Linked DNA regions of Homo sapiens: region 2 is linked to region 1. A link is an interaction called in ENCODE POLR2A ChIA-PET data of the cell type or tissue named here. Cell type or tissue: CD4-positive, alpha-beta T cell. All regions are shown on one strand. Links, peaks and the distances in the headings refer to the core of each region. The heading gives the core; the rest is flanking DNA.

Region 1 (10,490 bases), core at 3,270-8,269:
TGTTGGTTTTGTTTTGTGTTGTGTTTTTTTTTTTTGTTGAGGTGGAGTCTCGCTCTGTTGCCCAGGCTGGAGTGCAGTGGTGCAGTCTGGCCTCACTACAGCTTCTGCCTCCCAGGCTCAAGTGATCCTCCCACTTCAGACTACTGAGTAGCTGGGACTACAGGTGCATGCCATCACGCCTGACTTATTTTTGTATTTTTAGTAGAAGCTGGGTTTCACCCCATTGGCCAGGCTGGTCTCAAACTCCTGACCTCAAGTCACCCACCACTTCGGCCTCTCATTATATTTGTGAGCCCCCGGGCCCATCCAAATTGTTAAAGCTAATAGGTAAATCAGCAAGCTTCCTGGATGGATGGATGGATGGATGGATGGACAGATAGATAGAAAGATGGACAGATAGATAGAAAGTTAGATAGATAGATAGATAGATAGATAGATAGATAGATAGATAGATAGATAGATAGATAGATAGAAAACTCAGTTCAGTTCAGGCCGGGCGCGGTGGCTCACGCCTGTAATCCCAGCACTTTGGGAGGCCGAGGCGGGTGGATCATGAGGTCAGGAGATCGGGACCATCCTGGCTAACAAGGTGAAACCCCGTCTCTACTAAAAATACAAAAAATTAGCCGGGCGCGGTGGCGGGCGCCTGTAGTCCCAGCTACTCGGGAGGCTGAGGCAGGAGAATGGCGTGAACCCGGGAAGCGGAGCTTGCAGTGAGCCGAGATTGCGCCACTGCAGTCCGCAGTCCGGCCTGGGCGACAGAGCGAGACTCCGTCTCAAAAAAAAAAAAAAAAAAAAAAAGAAAACGAAAACTCAGTTCCATGTCTAGATATGCGGGGCAATTAGTAAATGAAATTTAAATAAACTGCTTCTGAATACTTCTCCTCTCTTGATGTGAAGTTAGTACTAATTAGAATATCTCTTCCAAACTTTTTCTCTAGAATTTCCTGAGTGTTGCTTCCCCTCCCCGCCCCGCCTCCCCATTTTGGCTTTAAAGTTTCTTGTTAATGAATACAACGTTGTAGACATTTTTTGTTTCTGGGAAGTAGGAAATTCTTTAAGATAAAACTTAGGCAATTTTCATGTTACAGCTTTTACTTACCTTTGATAGAGGTACATAATCTACTCACTACAAATTTAAGTATTATAGTGGACAAAGTGGTTTTTTTAATTTTAGAAAAAATTGATTTGAATTGTGTATTCTTCTCTCCCACTCAGCTCTCATTTAGTCTATTCAGAAGTGCTAATCCTACACCTGTTGTTCACTTGGGATTAATAGGAGGAGAGAAGGATGTCTGGGATCCAGAGATTATAGATGTACATGGGGATCACAGGACTTCTGGGAAGGCCTTGGCAGTTGGCAACAGATGGAAATACGAGGGTGCCAGGTTGCAGATTGTATGTACATCCCTGCAGGCTGGCAAACGATGGGCTAGAAAATGTGGTGGCAGGAGTGAGGTCCAGGTGGGTAGTCAGCATCAGTACACAGGCAGCCCGTGTTCAAGAGAACTAGGAGAGAAAACAAGGCCCCTCTCTGGGATGCCCTTAAGCACTGAGTAGGGTACCAGGGTGAACTCAGTGTAAAGCAAGGCTTGCTCCATGGAATCAGAGCCCCATTTCTAAAATTGGAATTTGTGGTTGAATGTGACCTAGTGGCTAACCTAATTATGGAACTGCTCGGTTTCAAGACTCCTTGAGATTCTCTGACCAGGAGGAGGAGGAGGAGGACTGATCCTATATTCTTGAGATTGGAGTGAGTTTGGAGCTGGGTGTTAATTGACTTCTGTTTGGGGGTGAGAGCACCATGACTGCAGGCAGGGAGGCAGGTCATTCATTGCCCCTTGTGTCAGCTCTCCAGATGCCATGAGAGCTGATGGTTGTGGCCGGGCGTGGTGGCTCACGCCTGTAATCCCAGCAGTTTGGGAGGCCGAGGCGGGAGGATCACGAGGTCTGGAGATTGAGACCATCCTGGCTAACACGGTGAAACCCTGTCTCTGCTAAAAAAAAAAAAAAAATTAAAAAATTTAGTTGGGTGTAGTGGCGGGCACCTGTAGTCCCAGCTACTCGGGAGACTGAGGCAGGAGAATGGCGTGAACCTAGGACCCGGAGCTTGCAGTGAGCTGAGATTGCACCACTGCACTCCAGCCTGTGCAACAGAGCGAGACTCCATCTCAAAAAAAAAAAAAAAAAAAAGAAGGGAGAACTGATGGTTGTGGAGGCTGGTGGATATATTTTCTGTTTGTTTAATATATTTAAAATTTTTCTGTTTGGAATTTTATATTCATAATTCAAAGAGGAGTTATGAGACTAGTACAAGAAAGAACCTCCATATATCTTTTACTCAATTCACCAGTTGTTAGTATTTTGCCATATTTGCTTTATATTTATTTTATTTTATTACCTTTTAAACTTTATTATAGGTTTGCTCTATTATAGGTTGAGCATCTCTAATCTGAAAATTCGAAATCTAAAATGCTTCAAAATCCAGAATGCTTTGAGCACCGAAGTGATGCCACAAGTGGAAAATTCCACTCCTGACCTCCTGTGACAGATCACAATCAAAACCCAATCAAAACCTTGTTTCATGCACAAAATTATTAGAAATATACACTTTATGAGATAACCTCTATCTCTTTTTTTGCTGTATTGCTGTCTGTGTTTACCATCTTTGCTGTCTGACTCTCTCTGTGGTACAGGTTGAATCTGTCCCTTACCTGAAACGCTTGGGGTTAGAAGAGTGTTTTGGATTTCATGTTTTGGTGGGGGAGGGGGAATTTTGGAATATTTGCTTATTCTATATCCTTAATCCAAAAATCTAAAACGTTCCAGTATTTCCTTTGAGCATCATGTTGGTGCTCAGAAAGTTGCAGATTTTGGAACATTTTTGGTTTGGGATTTTGGGATTAGGATAACTCAACCTGTATTTTCCTTTCCTGAACAATTTGGGAATGAAATATAGACATCACACCCTTTCCCCTGAATACTTTAGTGTGTATTCCCAAGAACAAGAAAATTATCTTACATAACTATGGTATGATTATCAAAATCAGAAAAGGTAACATTAATACAATATGATATAGTCCAATATAGTTCATATTCAGATTTTGCCAGTTTTTTCAACAACGGCCTTCATAGTAATTTTCCCCATGATCATAAGCCTCATTTAATTGTTGTGTCTCTTTAATATCCCTTGTCTCTCTTTGTTTTCACAACATGTTTCCTCACCTTTTTTAAAGATTTTTTATGACATCGACCTTTTTGAAGAGTTAGAAGCCAGTTTTGTCAAGTGTTCTTCAGTTTGAGTTTGTCTGACGTTTCCCCACGATTAGATCTAGGTTATGTAATTTTGGCCAGCCATACTATATGAGTGATACTGTGCCCTTTCCACTGCTTCAGATAGAGTTCTTTGAGGTACAAAATAGGAGAGTTGGGTGGTTCCAATAAAGATGATTTAGGTAGTGTCCTTGTCCCTGAAGGACTTAGAATCTAATAAGAGAGGTGCAGTTCCCCAGAGAGGTACAGTGAGAGGATTCCGGGGGCTCCTGCATTTCTGAGCTGCTGCCAGGAAGGAAGTGTCTTCAGAGTGGAGCTGGCTGGCATGGTGGTAGTGTGGGTGACTTTTCCACGGGAGAGAGTGTGAAGGAGAGGAGATCTGGGGTGTGGCCGCTGGGGTACGCTGCCCCTGAGGGGTAACAAGAGAAAGGGCTGTCTGTCTTGGTGGCATGGCATGTGAAGCCAACTGTGAGATGCCAGCACCAGGAAAGACAATGAAGAGGATATCCACAAAGGCTGGCGCCACCATTGGAATCCATTATCACAGGGGAAGGCCATTGGATTTTGGTAACTCAGGGCATCTAATGAGACCAAAATTAGAATCCACATTTCTTAACTTGCTGTTACAGTAACCGTTTTTATAGTGTGCTCTATGTAACAGTTTCATGGGCTTTCAGAGACTGATGAATTTATTACATATTATTTTGTGTTGATTTCTTCAAGTAAACATTTTCCATATGAAAGGGTTAGATAGTTTGTTTTTTTTTAATATATACACTTTTGGGAGGAAATTCTTTGCTGCTCATATTCATATTATTTGGCTGCTAGGTTCTAATTCCATTGCTTTTGTGTTTAGAAAGTATTTTTCTCTAGACTGTTGGTAGTAACAGCAGTTTTGGGAATATGTTGTCTCACATACCAATAAGGGAAAATGTTCTTCCAGCCTGTAGATACTTGTTTCATGTGTTAGGTCAAAGGAAAACGTATTTAAGTGTACTTGGCATTTCTTGTATTTTCTAAATTACATTATCGGCAGGATAAGAGTTTATTGAATCATAGTTTCAGAATTTAGTTTATTTCATAGCATAAACGGGAGTGCTATGGAAATGGAATTGATTCTGCATTCACTGTAGGAATCTTGAGGACACTGTGTGTTCTTTTCAACAGGCTTTAATTTCCTGACATTCCATTACATTTCTGGGAAACAGAATTGGCACTGCCCTTTCCTGCCCTATCTTGTCCTTTATAATTTTGGCGAGGTTCATGGTCTTCCATTTCTTTTTCTTTTTGTAACTGATTAATAATCTATAGAATCACCTCTTAGTTTGTAAGTGGAAACTAAGCCTGCACATCCAAAGCTAGGATTTCTTATATGGATCTGCCTTAGTATTTTGAATCAGGACCTCAAATGAGATTTTTGGATGTTCATGTGTTTGTGGCACGATGTTGAATCTTGAACCTTCCTGTCTTTCTAATTGTTAGAATTAGATTCTTCAAGCTAGACTTGATTGGGCTAGTATTACTTTAGGAAATGTTTTAATTTATTATTTGGGGAATGTTTTATTTATTATTTTTAGTTTCTTATCTAAGGAAGATTAAGCTGTTTGCAGAAAATACAGTTTTCTTTAGCTACCCTGCTCACAATACCATCTACACTGTGTCTGTACCTGTGTGACAAGGCCAAGCACTCCATAACTTTACCCGGATTGTTTGGTCTTTTTCAAAATGTTTAGAGTTTCAAAAAGAAATTTGTGAAGTTGCTTCTCTTAAGTAGCTACTACTATGTTTTTAAATGTGTTGCAGTATTTCTATTAGTTGATCTTGTGTGTAGTCATTCATATCTGTCTTTTGATTCTATTTCTTGGTGATCTTGCTTTTTAAAATCACCATTTACCTTAAAAAAAAAAAAAAAAAGACAAAACTTGCTGTTGTGCTGACAGAGCAGAGAGCATTTAACTGACGCTCCTCCGTGGCTTGGCTTGCTGAGTTCCTGACAGAGCAGGGCATTTAACTGAAGCCTCTCCATGGCTGGGCTTGCTCAGTTCCCTGCTGTTGGCTGTCTTGGATCCCCTTTCTAAGGCCCCACTTCCCTGCACACTAGCTTGGTGTGCAGGGAGAAGCTGCAGAGTCTGTTGGCTGGGCTTTATTTACGGAAACAGCAGGGTTGAGATTGATTGCGTCGTGGAGAGACAGTGTGTGGATGAGGGAGGGTCACAGCACATGCTCAGTCCTGTCAGAGTGAGGGGAAGTTTCTGCGTTCTGCGTGAAGGCTTAGGTCATAGCACAAGCTCAGTGAAAGCTCTATGAGGTCTCTGAGACTGCATGTGCCTCCATTTTGAGTTGTTAGTGTAGAAAAGGGCAGAGTTTTAGCAGAAAGTAAAGGTTCAGGAATCCAGCTAGACTCACCAGAGCCCGTGTTAGTCATGGATGATCCATTCAGCCCCTGCAGGTAGGCTATCTTCCCCTGGCCTCACCGAAACAGTGATGGGTTTTGCTGCTCTTTCTCACTTCTGAAGGTGTTTATGAATCATTTCATCATTCATAGTGCATGTTCCTGAGAGCCTTTAATTCAGCCCTAGCTGGCCATGTAGGTGGTATTGTGAAGCGTAAAATCAGAACTAAGAATGGGGACTACCGGAGAGGCATTCAGCAGATATAGAATGTGAAGCTTTGCGGGTCCCTCTGTCCCTGTCCTCTTCCCCTTACCTCTTCGGCTCGTAGTATAATCTTAACCTCAGTCGTGCTGGGTGTGTGTTGCCAAGCTTGTTTGCCTTCAAGACCTGCAGAGCAAGCCTGCAGGCCGCCCCCTTGCCTTGTGGCTAGTATGGAATGCCTGGGCCGCAGAGCAGCTCTGTTTGGATGTTTTAGGAAGGATGGTAGGTGGGCTTCTATTGGTTGCTTTGAAGGTGGGTGGAACCTTGTTTTGATTGAGAGCCTGTTTGCCAGAGCAAATTATAATTTTTGTGATCTTTTTCTGAAGTCTGACATATTCAGGGAACAGTTGTGAATTATGATTGCAACAATAACACCTTAAAATTGATTTTTTTAAAAATGAAAGGTTATGTCACATCAGTTTTTACTTAGTCTCTTGCCTTCAAAAGGAAGCAGACTCATCTTCCTTTTAGAGCTTATGGAAAATTCTTTGGCAATTAAAAAAAGTATGCATTGACTTTTGTGTTAGAAATTGAAGTTTAGGTATTTTGTTTATTTTTGTATCTGTTTTAGAATCGGATAGCATTTTTTGCATATGTGTATGTTGTCATGTGACTTGGAATTCTATTCTCTTAAATGGAGTAAAAAGAGTAGTTGGTGCTGAGAAGGCAGTCATTGACAAGGCCTCATTTCGTACCCACTGCTTGATAGCCAGACACTAGTTTCTTCTACCCAGGGGAAGTTGTGCTTTTGGGGTGTCCTGTTGCAGAGCAGGTTCAGACAGATGGCTTTCACTGTGGTTTATTTAGGGAGCCAGTCAGAATAAGATTTAGGACAAATTGAATTCTTACCCAAGTAGATATTAAATGAAGTTTTTGAATTATACTGTTTGCTCCTTTTTGTTTCCACTCCTTTTTCTTCTGATAAAGGTTAGAAAAAATTTGAATGCCACCTAAATTTTGTGCATTTGTGAGGATGGAAGAAAGCATACAATATAGAAGAATGTGCAACTGAAAAACCCTCATAGGAAGGAGAAGAAATTTACTATGCATTGATACAAGGAGAAATTCCTTGTGTAAGCTCTTAGTGGTGTAGTGTGAATTTGGAGTGTTGCATGGTCAACTCTTTCCAGGGAGGCCCTTGATTTTAGTGGAAAGTTTTTAGGAAGGCTAATGTTGGTGAATTCTAGTCACTGAAAATATTACTGAAGTATAATCTGTATTCTTACAGATTCAATTTTGGGATTGCAACTAAGGAGATGAATTGTAGAAGGATAATTTAGGGTGTGCGTTTATTATTTTTGTGATCAATTTTTTTACCCATGTGAGGGCTTTCTTCCCATTGTGACCATATTTATTTGGGCATTGCACTGGGGAGTTTTGGGGAGGTACCCCATACCATATAATGTTGCTTCTGGAACTCGCCTTATTTTACTCTGTTTAAAAGCACCATTGCTCTTCCTTCCTGCTTCTTTTAATAAAAGTATCCCTTCAATAGACGAGAGGAACTGGACACTGCACCACTTTCTGTCATGCACTTGTGGGATCTGGGCAGGACTCACATTTCATGCTCAAGGAACAAACTCATTGTTTGAGTCAGGAGAATATTGCCTTTCTGTTCTAGATCTTTACCTCTTCTGAAACTTTCTTTACAGTTAACAAATAAAAATGTGAACAGGAAGCTGTGCTCACAGCCGAATCAGCTCTGGATCAGGTTCCTGCCACTGGTGTGGCTGGCCTGTGTGGGCCTAGTACAAATCTGTATTTATGGAGCTTGGATGCCGCCATCTATTTGATGGTGAAGACTTGTGGTTGCTGACTGTGATCTGTGGATATTCTGTTGTTAAGAGTCGAATTTGTCTATGTTTCAAATCCAATAAAGTAACTCTAATGAGTGTGGTATGTATTTCTTCTATATTATCCTGTCTGGGAAAAATATTTTTTGGAATGCTAAAGGCTTGCTTCAGGGCTTCTGTGCTTGTCTGGTGGAGGAGGTGAGGGAACAGCACATGGGAAGTTACTCTGGTGGTTGATGAAGTCTTTGGTCTGTGTAGCTTGAACATGGAAAAGATGCTAGTTTGTTTCATTTTGGCTTATGGTTCTGCTTCTGTTGCACTTGAGAATATCAGGAAATGTTGGGAATGTAGCAAGTAGATGTTTCAAAAAATAGAGAAGTTCACAAAGTTAATATCTTATTAGTTGTTCTTATCATTGTAATAGAATCTCGAATTCGAATCTGAGGGAGCCTCACATTTAAAGCGTTCCTCTGTCAACATAAGTTTTGCAGTCTGTCTTTGGTTGAAAGCTAGAATGAACTTGATTGTGTTTAATTGACATGTCACTTTTTTTTCTTTTTCTTTTTGAGATAGGTTCTCACGCTGTCACCCAGGCTGGATGGAGTGCAGTGGTGTGATCTCAGCTCACTGCAGCCTTGACCTCCCTGGGGACCTCCCTAGGCTAAGGTGATTCTCCTGCCTCAGCCTCCCACATAGCTGGGACTACAGGTGGGCGCCACCACACCTGGCTAATTTTTTGTATTTTCTGTAGAGAAGGGATTTCACCTTGTTGCCCAGGTTGGTCTTAAACTTCTGGCCTCAAGCAATCCATGCTGCCTTGGCCTCCCAAAGTGCCAGGATTACAGGCCAGCGTGCCTGGCCTGACACTTCATTCTTTTTTTTTTTTTGAGACGGAGTCTCGCTCTTGTTGCCCAGGCTGGAGTATGATGGTGTGATCTCAGCTCACTGCAACCTCCGCCTCCTGGGTTCAAGCGATTTGCCTGCCTCAGCCTCCTGAGTAGCTAGGATTGCAAGCATCTGCCACCATGCCTGGCTAATTTTTGTATTTTTTAGTAGAGACGGGGTTTCACCATATTGGCCAGGCTGGTCTCAAACTCCTGACCTTGGGTGATCTGCCTGCCTCAGCCTCCCAAAGTGCTGGGATTATAGGTGTGAGCCGCCCTGCCCGGCTGACACTTCATTCTTAATCTTCTTTTCACTTCTTCCTTGACTCGTGGCTACTGTGTTAATTTATGAATTAGAAGACTCTAATATATCTAAGACCAGATGTCTGTGATTCTCTAGTTGTTCTTTTTTCCTGATTCTTTTCCTTCTGAATTTGTTTTCTTTTCCATTTTACTTTGTGTATTCATTTATTCAACATATTCATACCAAAGACGCATTTGCCAGGTACTTTTTGTTTGTTACTCAACCGAGTTGTCTTCCACCAGAAAACCGTGTATTCTAAGACTGTAACATAAATGTCTGACAGGATGAGAGAGAAGGTAGAAAATAATAGCTAAAGGAATATTTTAGATGGTGTGTACATTCACAAATCTTCTCCTAAATAAGCACAGATAATTAGTTATCATCTCTTCTGAGCAGTTTCTGATAGGGGCATGCCTGTATTCCTGCAACTGTGGGTGATAAAGCATGAGTCTGATTTATTTTTCTTTTTGGTCTAATGAGACTCATGCTTGAATGTACTTTTAAAACAATTCTGAAAGATAACTGATCTCATATTGTATACTCTATGATACTTTGAGTCTAAGGTAAAACACTTAATTCAACTGGGAAAATTAGAGATTATTTCTATCAAACTTCTTTGAGCTACACATTTATTTGTGATTATTTGATTTTTTTCCCTATTGGACATCAAGCTTTTGGGGCAGGGGCCAAGTCTATTCTTACGGTCTCCATTTCTAGTAGAGTACCTGGCAAATGGGTCTTTGGTATGAATATGTTGAATAAATGAATGCATCATCTGTGGTAAGAGGAAAGGCTAGATTTGGAGCCAGGTAGTGTGGTTCAGATTCCACCTAATAAGTGACAATTGGGCAAGCGGTGACATTCGACAGGTTCCTTCCCTCCTCTGAGCTTCATTTTTCTCATGGGTAATCTGGAAATAAATATTTCTTACAGTTTTTGTAAAGATTAGATGAAAACAACTTGGAAGTGCTTGGCACATAGTTGCTTAGTACATTATTGTTATTAATTCGCAGGTCAAATGTACAGTCTCAAGCTCATGTAGATATGATTATCTCAACAACAACATATATTTTTAAATTTTTAATTAAAAAAAATAGGCATGCAGGTCTCACTTTGTTGCCTGGGTTGGTCTCGAACTCCTGGCCTCAAACTATCTTCCTGTCTTGGCCTCCCAAAATAGTAGGATTATAGGCATGAGCCACTGTGCCTGGCCAACATCTTTTTATTTTTAATAGCCTGTTCAACTAAGACAATGCTAGGGATTGTTTTAGGAATTACACTAATTATTAACCACCAGTATGTTTAATAACTATTTACTGATCCACTTTCTTCTTACTCTCTTTGAGTGTTTATGTTTTTCTTTATACATCTTGGAGTTCTTTTTTTTTTTTTTTTTGAAAAAAAGAAGCTCTACTTCCATAATTTATAATATTGGGTGTGTTCAGCATTAAACATTTCCTGCCACTTTCTCACTTACACACACTAGGTGCATGTGTGTGTGTTAGTTATTGCCTGTTTGTGTTCTCTTCCTTCTATATTCATACCACTGCAGCGAGGAGGAATAAGGCAATTGTCATGTTTT
Region 2 (10,490 bases), core at 3,032-8,031, 94 kb after region 1:
GAAGTTAGGATTATTCTAGACCTGTGCTTTCCAATGTGGTAACCACTGGTCTCTTGTGGCTGTTGAGCATCTGCAATGTGCTGGCCCAAGTGTAGATGCACGGTCAGTGTAAAATACACACTGATTTCAAAGACTGAGCAGGAAGAAAAAGAATGTAAAATATTTCATTACTAACTTTTATATTGATTACATGTTGAAATGATAATATTTTTGATCTTTTTAGTTAAATAAAACATTTAAATTAATTTTACCTGTTTCTTTTTAAAGTATGGTTACTAGAAGAGTAAAACTTACATTTTTGGCTTATATTTCTATCGGGCAACCACTGGTCTAGATTCCTTTAATTACAGTTTTTGCAAAATCCTCTCACGGAGGATTTCTACTTTTTTGTTCCCTTGTAACTTCTAGACAATCCACATTTCTTTTTTTAGCTTATTTCTCTTTCCTCCTGTGTTGAGATCTACTTTGCCAAGGAAAGGTGAACATTTTAATGACATAACTTAGGAGCCACTTTACAGGGGCATTTATGTAGCGACTGTAGGGTGATATTGTAGGGAGAGAAGGAGCCTCCCATGCCCATTTGGATTCTGTTATGAGTGTTGGGTTATTTTATTTATTTTTTATTTATTTATTTGAGATTGAGTCTCGCTCTGTCGCCCAGGTTGGAGTGCAGTGGCACAATCTCAGCTCATTGCAACCTCTGTCTCCCGGGTTCAAGCAATTCTCCTGCCTCAGCCTCCCAAGGAGCTGAGATCACAGGCACACGCCACCACGCCTGGCTAATTTTTGTATTTTTAGTAGAGTTGGGGTTTCACCATGTTGACCAGGCTGGTCTCAAACTCCTGACCTCGTGATCTGCCTGCCTCAGCCTCCCAAAGTGCTGGGATTACAGGCATGAGCCAGTGCACCTGGCCGTGTTGGGTTATTTTTAATTTGGGCGTAGCTGTGTGGCCATAATTGGCAAGAGGCATTTGGCTGGCACAATCTCTACATCTGTTAATGCTGCTGCTTAACTAGCCAGTTCTCATTTGACTTGAAAGTGCATTGATGCATGCTTTCTGATATTCACCCAGTGGCAGTACTTTTTGTTGGGCCTGCAATAATGAAAGGACTTCAGTGTACTCAGTGTAATTATCTAGACCCAGAGGGGCACTGACAGAGATGTATATATAGGATAGCTCAATGGGCTGTGCTAGTGGGTGCAGTTGCTGTTTAAACCACAACATGAGGTCATTTTCCCATTGGGCACATGGTCTTTGAATGAAAAATGGAGTAACTTTTATTTGATATTTGAGACCTCCTGGGAAGGGTTTTTGGCATGCAGGTGTGTTGACAAAGGAAATCACTGGCTCTACTCTGGATGCTGAGCTGGCATCACGGAGGGGATGGTGTAGTTCCTCTAGTGGGTTTGAACGAAGAACATCTAATGGTTTTGTCAGTAGTAGTTAGAGAGTTAGAAACTTAACAGTGCAGTGAATATATATTAAGAGACGTTGAGTCAAACTGGAGAACAGGTGATGAGAGGTCAAATAGCCTTGGAGGAACACTAAGCCCAATCATCTCCAGATACATTCTTGTACTGAACCAGTGGTTGTCAAGCACCTGCTATATGTTGTCAAGTGCTGTTCTAGGTGCTGGGGATATAATAGTGAACAAAACAAAGGCCCTTTCCTCATATATTCAGTAACGTAGCCTATATCGTGTTATCTAATCATATCACATATGGTGATAAGAGCTAGGCCTTAAAATGAAGGCAGAGTAAGGTTATAGAGAGGCATGCAAATTGGGGAAGCATCATTGGAAGATTGCTTATTTGTTTGCTTAAATTAATAGTGACTAACAGGTTAAAGTTTTTAGTGGTTTTAGTAATGAATCTTGTATTAGTTGCCTATCGCTATGTAACACGTTACCCCTGATAATAAAAATTAGCCCAATGTAAAGCAATGATGATCATTTATTATCTTTCACAGTTTCTGTGGGACCAGAATTTAGGAATGGCTCCACCGTGCAGGTCTGGCTTAGGCTTTCACGAGGTTGCAGTCAAGTGATAGGAGGTATTGGAATCATCTTGAAGGTTTCTTCACTTATGAGTCTGGGCTAGGAAGACTCAAATGGCTGGGGACTAGAATAGCTAGGGTTTCTGTAGCACCTCTCCATCCCTGATGGTCTCTCCAGCGTGGTGACTTTAGGCAAGCCGGACTGTTTAATCTGGCAGCTCAGGGCTTCAAAGACACGTGTCCAGAGAGGGAGAGCCCAGCAGAAGCTGTGTTGCTTTGTATGATGTAGTCTTAGAAGTCACCTGGTATCATTCTGTCACATTCTGTTGGTCAAGACAGTTACAAAGGTCTACCCAGGCTCAGGAGGAGAGAACAGAGAGACCCACCTGTCAATGAAGGAGTGTCATTATCACATTGTTAGAGCATGTGGGATGGAATCTGTATTGGAGTGGCCACCTCTAGAAAATATAGTTTGTCACAAATGTAAAGATTTTGTGGGTATGTGTGGTTTGATTTGTTGGTTTAATTTCAGTTAAATGATTTATGGTCCTCATCAGTAATATGAGGGTTTCAACCAGCGTAGTTCTCTAAAGCTTCTTTCTAGCTTTCTCATTCTCTGATTCCACCGATAGCGCAGGTGTGGCAGGGTGTGTTGAGCTGGCAGCTGCTCAGCTTCTGTAGACATTTCTGAGCATATCATCAGAAGAGTCAGCTGGGACATTGAGGGGCTGTTGGACTCTTGCTGGCCTCACACACTGAAAGACCTGGCGCTTCAGTCACCCTTTGTGTTATGTTTCTATAGCTAATCTTAACTGGGGGTTGCTAGTGGTGGGGTGATGGAATAAAACAATGATTTAAACCAGGAGCTGTCCATTATCATGATACTCATGAACTGAGGAGGGTAGAACAGCCAGGCAGGATTATATTAGATCTACCTTCCCAAGTGCTCCTTCTCATTCTCTTTGGCCTTTGGAAGATTAGGAAAAAGAGGAAAAGAAAGGAAACAGAAAAGAGAACTCTTTGGTATTACTCCTCTGTGTCAGCTAAACAGCTGCCATATTTGACCCTAGAGAGGACTTCTTTTAGAAATGAATGGGGCCGGGCGCGGTGGCTCACGCCTGTAATCCCAGCACTTTGGGAGGCCGAGGCGGGTGGATCATGAGGTCAGGAGATCGAGACCATCCTGGCTAACAAGGTGAAACCCCGTCTCTACTAAAAATACAAAAAATTAGCCGGGCGCGGTGGCGGGCGCCTGTAGTCCCAGCTACTCGGGAGGCTGAGGCAGGAGAATGGCGTGAACCCGGGAAGCGGAGCTTGCAGTGAGCCGAGATTGCGCCACTGCAGTCCGCAGTCCGACCTGGGCGACAGAGCGAGACTCCGTCTCAAAAAAAAAAAAAAAAAAGAAATGAATGGACTGTTACTCAGAGGGCTTGGATTTGGGATCCTGTTGTAATTACCATAGAATCTTCTGGGACTAGCCTGGGAAACAGGTCTTTTTTGTGTGTGCTGAAACTAGGATTTATTTCAAAGACACATGTCCAGAGAGGGAGAACCAAGTGGAAGTGGTGTTATTAGATATTAAAGGTATTTAAGACAGTTGACAAAACATAGCATGCAAGACAAGATGTCTTTTTGGAAATAGTTGAGTCCTCCTCTTGTCTCTTTGTAGGACCAAGAGGCTACCCTGCTTTACGACTGTTCCATTGTTAAGAGAACCAGGGACATAGAAATTGAGGCTTTGAAGATGGTGGAGGCCTAGACACCCATCTTGCACCCAGGAACACAGTAGTCCTGAGATAGGGCTAGTTACCAGTACGGGGGATGTAGTTATTTAGTTACTGAACCATGCCAGGTTGTTTGTGGGAAAATTTTCCTCATGGATATCCAGCATACAGCATATAATCTCCGACATGTGCTTTTATTTCAAGAGTTTAAGTTTGGGTATATGTATATGTATATGTGTATATATATGTAAACTTTCCTTTAAAGTATCTTAAGAAGTACCTTAAGAAGTATCACACCCTTTATTCCTCTGAGATGAATAGATATAAAACAGTGTTTTCTGCACTGAGAGTCCAAGTAATCAATCCCATTTTAAAATATGATTTACTTCTCCATTCTTCTTGGAAAAAAAGAAACAAATCTAACATTGATTAGAAATTTTGTTTCCATCCTACCAAACATGTATTATGTTTCAGGGAGAACTCTAGGACCAAAAACAATACCCATGCAGCCACCCAACAGTTATCATATTGCTTGGTTACAGTTTGCCAGGCACTCTGAAGATTACACAAGACATGAAATACTCACCTCTTGCTGGAAAGGAATCCACAATTTGGTGGAAGATCTATAGACCTTTTAATGGCAGAAGTGCTTATTAATTCTAGTCATAAACAGGAATTGTTGTTTTTCAGAGAAGGGAGAGAGAGCAGAGCGGACTCTGTGTAGGGATAGAGTTGAAACTGGAACATGCTTCGCACAGTGCCTCGTGCTGTGCTCCTTGTTCACTCAGTGCCTCGTGCTGTGCTCCTTGTTCACTCAGTGCCTCGTGCTGTGCTCTTTGCACAGTGTGTTCACTAGAATGAGGGCTCAATGAATGTTAGTTGAGTTGATGTGTTTGAATAAGCAGAAGTGAAGAGGGGACATTCTAGATTGGGTAAGAGAGAAAGGCATTGGTAAAAACCCAGGGAAAGGAATCAGGATGGGGTACTGCAGTAACTAACTTCACTACATGGTGGTGTAGGTGATTGGGAACCCAATTGTGGAGGCTGTTAACTAACTAGCAGACCGATAGTTTGGACGTACTAGGAATTGTCACAGGTCTTCAAATAAGAGAACACATTAATATACAGAATGCCCAGAACTGGAATGTTGGGGGGAGGGGTGTGGAGACACACTGAGGCCAGGGAGGAGACCAGTGCAGTCACTGGCATGACGTGGCCCTGTAGTTGGCAGAGCCCTTGCAAAAACCGAGGAGCATGCCGAACAGGAAACTCCATGAAGTGAAGAATGAATCTAGAGGGCATGGTGACTGATGGAAGGAGTGGGAATGGACAGAGAGCACGCCAGGCACTTCTTCTAGAACTCTGCTGCAGCTGACAGAAATAGGGCCACAGGGAGCTAAGAGAGGGCAAGCTGGCTTGGGGAGAGAGAAGCGGGGGAGATTTGAGGTGCTAGGCCCATGAGGTTAATTTTAAACTTTATAAAGTGAAAAAAGTTACAGTAAGCTAAGGTTAATTTATTATTGAAGAAAGGAAACATTTTAAATGTTTAGGTTAATTAAGTAAACAGTGTTTATAAGACTACAGTGGTATACAGCAGAGGTCCCCAACCTTTTTGGAACCAGGGACCAGCTTTGTGGAAGACAGCTTTTCCATGGGCTGAGGGGAAGGATGGTTTCAGGATGATTCAAGCGCATTACATTTATTGTGCACTTTATTTCTATTATTATTACATTGTAATATGTAATGAATTAATTATACAACTCCCTATAATGTAGAATCAGTAGGAGCCCTGAGCTTGTTTTCCTGCAACTGGACAGTCCCACCTGAGGGTGATGGAAAACAGTGACAGATCATCAGACATTAGATTCTCAAAAGAAGCACGCAACCCAGATCCCTCACATGCGCAGTTCACAATAGGATTCGTGGTCCTATGAAAATCTAATGCCGCTGCTGATGTGACAGGAGGTAGAGCTCAGGCGGTAATGCAAGCCAGGGGGAGCATCTGTAAATACAGATGAAGCTTTGCTCACTTGCCTGCCGCTCACTTCCTGCTTTGTGGCCCAGTTCCTAACAGGCTGGTAGTGGTTTGTACCCTGGGGACTGGAGACCCCCGTCTTAAGGTATATGCAGGAAGAAGTTTTACTTGTGCCAGTAGTAACGTAAGGGTAATAAGCCTGCACCTCAGTTGGTATTTGGAAGACAAAGGAATGCCTGGAGGGGCCTACCCAGTGTGGCTCTGGGTCACCCTATGGCATCTACGGACTTTAATGGCATGAGTTAATACACAGAAGTACTTAGCAGCTCACACGCACTCTGTTACCATTGGCATGGCTTTTGTTGTTAGAACTGGACTTGAATCCTGGCCCTGATGATGATTAGATGTGGATGGGCCAGGAGATTTAATTTACCTAACCTTTAGTTTATCTGTAGAATGGGCCCGGTTACACTTACCTTGGAGAGTGTACTGTGGCAATTAGCATACTTGTGCCACTACCACTACCACTTCCACTCTGCACAGAAGCCTGAAGGCCTTGGGGAGCTCAAGAAACACTGAACTATTTCAGTCAGTTCTCTGGGTTCATGAGTTGCTACTTGAGGAGGATGTGGCCTGTGGGCTGTCAGTGCCCAAGTTGGGATGGTGATGTCCTAAAACTATGGAGGACGTTAGTCTGAATAGAAAGTGTAGGTACAAGTCTGAGCTAGGGCAAAATGTCAGATCTGGAGAGAGATTTGAGAACCATCAATAAAAATGGGATGATTATTTTAAATTATCCCATTTGCTGCCTTTAAACTCTAACTAGTTTCATTAAACTATTAACTGGCTCTCCTGGAATAACACTAGTAAGTGCAAAGTGTTTTTAAAGTGGAGGCAGAAATTGGGAGCAGCCTATACTGGAAATTTTGGAAATGCCCCTCATGGCTTGCTGGCAGGTCTCCTCCCAGGCAAATTGGTTCTGTTGCTATTTATTGAAAAAGTAGTGCCTTACTCAAGTCACCCTTTCATTAAAATGTTAAATATGTAAAACCAAAACCAAATGATACATCTCAAAGCAGTATCAACAGTAAAGCTCCAGAAGGAAATATGTTTTAGATATGGGGTGACGGGATCTGCAACCAACAGGATGATATGGATGAAGTACAGTTCTCATCCAGTGGTTTATCAGTGAGAGCCAGCATCATGTAATACAAATGTTTGGAAAGGCTTTTATTTCTTCTGCCTGGCATCCATGTTCCCTTTTTTCACCCTACCCCTCCTTACCATTTAACATTTAGGACATGTCTTTTTCGTCTGCTGCTCTGTGTCTTCAGTGGAGCCATGGGTCTGTTCCTCTTACCCACTGCCTGTGTGTCTCCTCGGGGGAGCTGTAGTTTGCTTACTAGCAGATCTGCCTGCTTTTCTGTCCCCTGTGAACCAATAAATTATTAACATAAAATTTTGTGCAGAAATCAGGGTAAAACAGAAGGAGCCATTTTCACAGTGGGAATCATTTTAATACCTACAGTGTTTTCCAAACAGTTATGTAAGAGGACTGAGTAGATGTCCCTTTTCAGAAGTCATGGTGAGTTTCTGACTGTGATACACTAGTTAAAATTCACCAGAGGGAGTTAATTTTGAAAGCTCTCAGCCAGGGGTTAATGCAGAGGTATCTTTTAGCCATTTTTGTAGCTTAGCCCCTGTCTTCTGCTCTCTTGCTACTGCAGATAGGGGTCAGGTCCAGCACCTGGGATGACGCCAGAATGAGATGTGCTGGGAGTTTCATGTGTAGATGAGGGGAATTTGCACACCTTACCCTTTCAGGGTTTACTCTCAGCCCAGTATTCTCTATCCACACATAGAATTTTTGGGAAACAATATCTTGGGATGCAAACACAGGCAGCAGCCACATCATCACATCCCTTGTCTGCACCCTCGGCTCCATTCCTAGGCCCACCACAGCTCTGAGGCTTCCCAATTTTTTACACTGGTCCCCCTTGACCCTCCCAGCCTGGTTCAAGGATTTAGTGATACATGGTTACTTTTCCCACCTAAAAGATGGGAATAGCAGTAGCCTCTGCCTCATAAGGTTGTTGTGATGATTAAATGAGCTAGTGCATTAGAGCCTTTAAGACAGTGGCTGGCACGTTATAGCGCTCAGTGTTCACCATTTTTATTGTTCTAGGGTGGTGTTTCCCTGCCTTTCTCATACCATGACGCATGTAAAAATCAATGCCGTTTGTACTCATCAGTAGGTTAATGGTGATGCTACTTGCACCAGGTCCACGTGCCATCCCAAAGGTGGAGAGGTGAGGACCAGTATCTAGGCAGACCAGTGAGGCTGAGGCACAAGGCTTGGGGGACTATGACAGGGGGTGGGCTCAAGCAATAGCATGAGGAACTTTTGAACACATTAATTTAATGCATTTTGACGTGGTTATTTTTATTTTTATGTTATTGTTATTTTTATTCCAATATAGCTGTTTCTAAAGTGGCTAGGTCTAAACAGCCATGTCAGAATTTCCTTTTTGGAACATAGGAGCAGACTAGATCACATGGCTTCCAAGTCTGAACCTTGCGTTCTTTCCACTGTAGCGAAAATGCAAAACAGAGCTTTCCAGGTTCTATTAAAACCCAAGGCTAGTAATGCTGGGTTCAGGTAACTTACTTTTTTAAAGCCAGAAGTTAAATTTTCTCTACTAGGGACTTGTAGGTAGGTAACTTTTGATGGTGATACGAAATTCAGCTCAATAGTGGAAAACTATAGCAGTTTATCTAAAAATTAGAGCACAAAATCATAAACGTAAGTTGTAACACAAAGCAACAATCTCCTTGCCATAAATATTTATTTATATTTGGATCTCACCTGGCTATGGGGGTACACAAACAGAAAAGGACTTGTTTTATGTTTCCAAGGAGCAGCACCTAGTTGGGTTGGTTGGGCATGAACACACCAGAGAAACAAGTGCCAACATCTCAAGACGCTCAGTTCGTGCGTCTGAGAGTGGGCAGGCTATGAGCTGGGGAGCATAAACAGCAGAGCTGCCCAGCGCTGGCAGCAGTGGCCAAGTCAGTGACTTGCCTTCTATATTTCCTTCCTCCTTTACCCTTGGCATCCTGCTATTCTAATATCTATACACTGGGAGTGATAGAAAAACTAATGGACACAGAAATAATTCATGAGACCTTGAATTTCAGCACTGGAAATGCCGAATTTCAGCTCAACAACTAGAAGACTCTTAAGAAACAGACTGTCTCCATGAACTTGCATTTAGAGGCTTATAGGGCCTGTTGATTTATAAGTCAATAGTGTTAATTGTTAAAGTCTTAAAAACTTCGGGGTCTTCATTTGAAGAGCGATGAATTTATAGAGGGAAAGGAGACAGCCGCAACAGAAGTCTCTTTCACGTGTGACCCCTTCCAATCATTGACTACTGTGAGTGGTCGTCTTTGTTTCGATTTTCAGGGCTACTCTACATTTCTGGTAAACCACAAGCTAAAGGCTGGTCTCTGAGAAGCAGATGTTTTGCTGGTTTTGAGGCCTTGTGGCTTTCCATAGAGAAGTAACAGTACAGGCCACATGAAGCTTTTACTTCCTTTTTTTTTTTTTTTTTTTTTTAAAGTGGGGCCAAGGGTGCTTTTGCTCTTGATAGCATTATATTGACATACATTGACAGCTGTGGTAGGTCTGTGTTCACCACCAGATGTCAAATTCCTATTTCTGGAAGTAATTAGTTTGAGATACCTGTGAAACGTTCAAGTTGAGTGTTCCCAGTGGACTTGGACCATAGATTTAGTCTTAGAAATACCAGTGACAATCTCGAAAGATATTTAGAGCCAAGGGAACAGTGGAGATCATATGGGGAGAGGATATATATAGCAGAAAGCCCTAGGACAAAGCTTTGGGGAGACTCCAGCATTTAGAGGTTGAGTAGAGAATTAGGCCAAGTGGTATGAGCAAAACTAGGAGAGTTTGGCATCATGGAGCAAGAGGTCAGCTCTGTTAGGAGAGTTCAAAATGGACCTTCTGGCTTTCAACAGTCCATTTCCACTGTGACCACCCTAGCCCAGGCCCTCAGCATCTCATGGTTGGTTTCACTTGTCCGGGTGCGGTGACTCACACCTGTAATCTCAACACTTTGGGAGGTCAAAGCGGGAGGATTGCTTGAGGCCAGGAGTTTGAGACCAGCCTGGGCAATATAGTGAGACCTCATCGTTAATAAATAAATAATTTTTAAAGGAGACAAAAAATGTGGTGAGCATCAACTGCCTAGTGTTATATGGAGGCACTAGGTGTAAGATGTAATTATTTTAAGAGTTTATGGACTTTTTGGGTAAGCAGGCCTTATACAAATAAATAAACTAATGAGAGAGTAACTGGACATCTGGTTTCATTTGGGAGTAGGAGAGATTTTGAGGTGAACGTGGAGATGCCTTACCCAGATTCTGGAGTTGAGACAGAGGTCCCCCAGTGTGGGCCAGTTGGCATTACTGGACATCTGGCTGGAAAGGTGGGCAGGGCCAGGATCCTGGAGGGCCTTGAATTCAGGGCTAAGGAGTGTAAACACTGTCCTGCAGAGACCACCATGCTGTTCTTAGGTAGGGGCTAAGGGCCAGATAAAGTGGGACTCAGGATGAAATCTATAGTTGGGAAAAATTCCTTGGCAGAGGCTTTTAAATGGCTGGATGGGGGAGATGGTTAATAGCCTAGTTATTAGGAAAGAGAGATAAAGGTCTGGCCTGGGACTGCCACTAGCATGAGCAGGAAAGGAGGGCGTTGAAAGACACTTTTTT

The links. ChIA-PET counts read pairs that join two places held together with the same protein. Peaks named below come from ENCODE experiments on the same cell type or tissue, not always from the same donor. Only the 100,000 strongest peaks of a DNase experiment are listed, where the experiment ranks them.
Region 2: POLR2A ChIA-PET joins it to region 1 with 15 read pairs; 12 of 35 experiments call an interaction of 5 or more read pairs at or near these places.

What each region holds. Positions count from the first base shown.
Region 1 is chr1:8,520,991-8,531,480 of GRCh38, reverse strand. The region is part of intron 7 of RERE (arginine-glutamic acid dipeptide repeats); the gene reads left to right. Among named protein-coding and RNA genes, the nearest start is that of SNORD128, 31 kb to the right of the region's middle. RefSeq lists an enhancer at 6,071-6,120 and a silencer at 5,937-6,231. In CD4-positive, alpha-beta T cell, for the core only: no CTCF peak of the experiment used is centred there; DNase peaks (open chromatin) are centred at 5,470, 6,100 and 7,650; H3K4me3 peaks cover 2,687 bases; H3K27ac peaks cover 3,695 bases.
Region 2 is chr1:8,426,463-8,436,952 of GRCh38, reverse strand. The region is part of intron 11 of RERE (arginine-glutamic acid dipeptide repeats); the gene reads left to right. RERE-AS1 (RERE antisense RNA 1) reads right to left here. Exons shown (of 4, transcript NR_125999.1): 2 at 8,365-8,471; 3 at 6,981-7,126; 4 at 1,937-2,320. Among named protein-coding and RNA genes, the nearest start is that of RERE-AS1, 7.1 kb to the right of the region's middle. RefSeq lists an enhancer at 8,951-9,190. In CD4-positive, alpha-beta T cell, for the core only: a CTCF peak has its summit at 5,667; a DNase peak (open chromatin) is centred at 5,722; H3K27ac peaks cover 584 bases.